Linked DNA regions of Homo sapiens: region 2 is linked to region 1. A link is a loop called in an ENCODE intact Hi-C map of the cell type or tissue named here. Cell type or tissue: endothelial cell of umbilical vein. All regions are shown on one strand.

Region 1 (2,500 bases):
AAGCATATATACCCCCAATACTGAAAGCAGGAACTCATATTAGTATCTATACTCACATGTTCATAGCAGCACTATTCACAATAGCCAAAATGTAGAAACAGCCCAAATATCTATCAGTTGATGAATAGCTAAAGTTATTGTGGTATTTATATACAATGGAATATTATTCAGCCATAAAAGGAATGAGGTACTGGCACATGCTACAACATGGGTGAACTTTAAAATATTTGCCAAGCAAAAGAAGCCAGAAGACGCAAAAGTCACATAAGATTGGATTTCTATGAAATATCCGTAGTATGAAAGAACACAGATTGGTGGTTATCTGGGGGAGGTGGGACAAAGGGATGGGGAGCGAATGCCTAGTATGTATGGAGTTTCTTTCTGGGCTGATGAAAATGTTTTGGTCCTAGATAGAGTGTTTGCATAGTACTGTGAATGTACTAAATGCCGCTGAATTGTTTGCTTTAAAATGGTTGCTTTTATTCAGTGAATTTCACTGCAATTGAAACACATGCACACAAGCACACGTATACACACACGAATTTATTCTCTCATAGTTCTGGATTTCAAAAATCCTAAAACCTAGGGGTTGGAGGGCTCTGTTCCTTCTGGAGGCTCTAAGGGAGGCTTCATTCCATGCCTTTTTCTGGCTACTAAAGGCCATCTGCCTTCCTTGGCTTTGGCCCCTTCCTCTATCTTCAAAGCCAGCAGTGACTTCAAATTCCTGTCTCAGTGATGTCTGCTTCAGTCATCACATCGTCTTCTCTGACTCTGGCCCTCCTGCATCCCTTATTATAAGGACCCTTGTATTACATTGGTTCTACCTGAATAGTCAAGAACACTCTCCCGATTTCAAGATCCTAATCCCATCTGCAAAGTCCCTTTTGCCATGTCAAGTAACATATTCACAGTTTTCAGGGATTCAGAGGGGGACATCTTTGGGGGGCTATCACTCCATCCACCACACCCTGACACCCCTTCAGTGAACTCCTTTTCTTCCTTCAGTTAGCCAGTGTCTGTTGCTTGCAACCACAGAACATTAATTGATAAAATACTTCCTGTTTTTCAGCACTGTATTTTGAATGAAGAATGTGAAAGTAACAAGCAGGACTTGGTGATTTCTTGATCCTGATGGAGAATGACTAAGGAAATCTGCAGGAATTTCACATTTAGCACAATGCTTTCCCCAGGAGCAAGGAAGCCTGGAGAGCAGATGCTTAGGAAGTGTCTGACAGCTGAATGAGTCACGGGGTGAGAAGAGAAGGAAAGTTTAAAGCCTTTAATCAGAGGATATAGAAGCAGGGATAAGACTGAACAGAGAGGAGCAAGGAAGCAGGAAAATATATTTCATATAAAAATCTAAGTTAGAAGGCAGGTTAGCACACATAGCATAAAAGTTGCTAATCCCCCTTCTTTGTCAGGTGACACTCTCCTACTGTCAAACCTGAATCTGAGTCAGAGGTCACCTTAGCCCCAGGAAGTCCTTCTGATGTTCCCAGAGAGAATTAACAGCTTTCTCTGTTCCACAAATATATACTGGGTGCTTACTGTGTTGCTCTGAACACATGCAGTCGCAGAAAATTCTTCAAAAGAAGGAACCTGCTTTTGCCACTGTCTAAAAGTGCCTGGGACACATTGGGGGTTCACATGCTAGCCACATTTTTAAAAGCCATGGGCCAGCACAGCTAAAAAGAACTGTTTGTTTGCTTTAGACATTAGCATTCAAAGCCATCTTTATTTATATTCCATTTCATACAGACCCTTCAATGTATTTTTAAAAATCAAACTTGGAATCACAGCACTTTTGTATGCCCCAGGAATCTATTATAGCTCAGTAACTTTTAGGACCAGTTTACCAAAACCTGGCATTGGTTTTCACAGGTGCATTTCTTGCAAGCCAAACTGGCCTGACAAGGAAATAAATGCTCACTTGCAGGGTCATTTCTAGCTCTGATGGGCCAGGCCACTTCATTTCCCAGAGCCTCTTAAGGAGGAAGCTATTTGACTTTCTGCGTCAACCAAACTGTCAGTGTTACCAATTCCTTTGACTTTGACCTAGAAATTTTATTCATGCAAAATGGAGTGAGCTCGGTTTTCTTTTTTTGTTTTGTTTTTTTGTTTGTTTGTTTTTGGAAGTCATGGTTCCTGGAAGAGCGGAGAACACTCTTTGTTTAATATATCACCTTAGGGTTCAGATATCACTTATATTTCATTCTCAAAAGCCATCGTATGAGTCAGCCCTGTCTTTACAGGTACTGTGTTTGTTGAAAGGGGAGAGGGTTGTTTGCTCATCCAGGGTGGAGAAACCTCTGAGAGTAGCTGGATATTGCCTTTTTCCTCCACCCTCGGGCTATGGCCTGTAGTCAGTACACAGTGGGTAAACCGCAGGTTGCCTAAAGCAACCATGATAGCCAGAGTTGCCTGCAAAAGCACATTGTCATTTGGATGGCAACACTGGATTTTAATTATGACCATCCAGAGTCACTGCCTTCCATACCAA
Region 2 (2,500 bases), 160 kb after region 1:
AAGAGGTTTTTGTGATAATATAATCCCACTAGTAATGATCATGTTATCATCATTATGTAATTTAGAAAATTTATGAGTCAGTGAAAGTCATTTTCAAGATGGTATACAGAAGTCGACCTCATAACCTCCATTCCAGCCAAATGGCACAGCTCAAACTTCCTGAATATGCTTACATATTTTTTGTTTTATTACCTTTATTTCTAACTCTTTCTTGAAGTCTTCCCAGTCATCAAGCTGGAAAAAAAAATCCCTCCCTCCCCTGAAATCACGTATGGCTTGTTAAGAACACTTGCTATATTAACCTCCCTGGGCTTTTCTTTGTAATTGGTCATGTAAATATTATACCAACCCTGACTGACTGAGCTTCTTGGAGCTCAACTCTGTATCATACTTATTTCTATACACTCCCCCAACACCCAAACAACACCTTGCTGTGGCAGGTGATCAATAAATTTTTGTTGGTTAAAATGAACATTTTGAACAACAGTGAAAATAGGCATTTATCTAACCTGTGAAGATGGTGCTACTGTACAGTGCTGTAAATACATACCAACTCATGAGTCTAATAAGTGGAGACCCAGCACTGCTTGGCCTTTTCAAGTTTTTCCCTTTTGGTGTATTCCTTTACAAATCTTTCCCCGCTTTATAGACTAAATAGCATCCATCATGTTAAGTCAGTGAATCCCATTTAGCAATTAAAGGTGATTACAAGAGCTATCAGGCATCTGCTTTCAATATTATTCCAGGCATGGGAAATTAGTAATGGCCTGCCTTTTCCCTCAAACCACTGCCTAATGCCTTGATTTTTGGAAGATTTTGCCAAACCTGCTTTGTGGTCTTGCCTTGCTAAGATCTGGAAGAATTTCATATTTTCTCTGAAAGTATTGCTAAAAAGAATAAAAATATCCTAGAATGGGTTGGGTGGTTTCCCTAATTGAATACATGGGCCTGAAACACTCCTGTATTGAAACTAACTCTATATACATGGCATGTAACCAGTAAAATGAAAAGCAGATGCTGTAATTTTCACGTAATAAATTCATATGCAATCTCTTAAGATAGTTGAGTGTACTTCAGAAAGCCCAGTAGAGAAAAGACATGAATAAGTGCGGTTAGCCTAGAAGCGGACAGAAATTTTATAATGGGGTGGGTAGGTGGGCTGGGGATGGACAGAGACGTGGAAAGAGCTACAACCTCACTTAAAGCAATGCTGCCCCCATGTGGATACCAAAAATTAGAATCTGTAACTCAGTCAACAGCTCTTTATTCTCCTTAGTAATAAGACCTTCCACTTCCTGTAATTTCAATTTGATGGCTGTTGCTAGGACAACTAGGAAACGAGGCAAGGAACAGACAGACCTCCAAAAAACAAACAAACAAACAAACAAACAAAAAAAACAAACGAAAAAAACAGGTCACTGAAGTGAAGTTACTATATTAATTCTAACTTCTAACAGGAACACAGGAACAGTGGCCCTGCCAAGGGAAATGCGAAACTGAATCTAAAATGAGGTGCCACTGTCCTGAAAAATGATGGTTGAGGTACACAGTGCTCATGTTCAGGCTGTGTGATAGACTCATCTATCAAAGAGTGCTTGTAAATGCTTCCCTTGGAATTGGATGACAAAACAACTTTATCTCAGTATGCACGCAGTGGGAAGGAAAAATTCATTTTTTAAAACCTGTAGTCACTTTAAGTTAATCACTCTGACAAGTATTTCTGTTTGCAGTTGAATTGTCAAACAGATAATAAAACAAAATAAACATGGTGTAGAGAGGTCTCTAGGCAAAACTGCAGTTAATGTACCTCGGTAAAAATGGCAGGAGTATTCCAAAGTATTACAGAAATGTGAAAACTTGAAAAGCTGAAAAAGGTTAAGATGAGTTCTAATGTTTCATTTAGATCCTTATTAGGAAGTGACTACTCTATCTGAGTCTATACTGACTAAAAAGTGTCTTGTTCACGTGCTGCAATAACTTGCACCGGGAGGTAGAGTAGGTACTGAATGTGTGCTTCACACTTCCCCTCAAGGACTCAGAAATGAAGCTAGAAGGGAATATGGAGTTCATTCACATCCAATCTCCTCTTTTTACAGCTGATCTAACTGCAACCTGCAGAGGTTAAGTAACTTGCTCCCAAACCCACAAAGTTATTTCTGGTGAAGCCAAGACTAGAACTCGGTTTTCTCAACCTTCATTCCAAGGCTCTTTTGTCTCCTTGTGTTCTTAGATGGAAATGCCTGTGTCTGTTATTACACCTCAACACTGAAGTATGTGTGCAAAGTCACTGGGTTTCTACAGATGTTATTCTGCATGTAAATTTTATCTTATTTCTCCCCAAGTGACTTTAAATTTGGAGCAATTTCAAAATTAGCATTCTTTTGGATAAAGATTTAGTTGGCTTCAATCCCAGCACTCTGGGAGGCCAAGGCAGGCAGATCATGAAGTCAGGAGATTGAGGCCATGCTGGCTAACATGGTGAAATCCTGTCTCTACTAAA

The links. Hi-C counts contacts between places; a loop is a spot of excess contacts. Peaks named below come from ENCODE experiments on the same cell type or tissue, not always from the same donor. Only the 100,000 strongest peaks of a DNase experiment are listed, where the experiment ranks them.
Region 2: it touches region 1 in a loop (4-fold over the local background); 4 of 110 quality-filtered maps call a loop at or near these places.

Annotation. Positions count from the first base shown.
Region 1 is chr9:77,587,296-77,589,795 of GRCh38, forward strand. The region is part of intron 1 of GNA14 (G protein subunit alpha 14); the gene reads right to left. Among named protein-coding and RNA genes, the nearest start is that of GNA14, 60 kb to the right of the region's middle. RefSeq lists an enhancer at 190-1,095. In endothelial cell of umbilical vein, no CTCF peak of the experiment used is centred here; a DNase peak (open chromatin) is centred at 1,176; H3K27ac peaks cover 2,173 bases.
Region 2 is chr9:77,750,426-77,752,925 of GRCh38, forward strand. All of the region lies in intron 5 of GNAQ (G protein subunit alpha q), which reads right to left. Among named protein-coding and RNA genes, the nearest start is that of GNA14, 100 kb to the left of the region's middle. In endothelial cell of umbilical vein, a CTCF peak has its summit at 1,215 (motif pointing left); DNase peaks (open chromatin) are centred at 156 and 1,216; H3K27ac peaks cover 1,299 bases.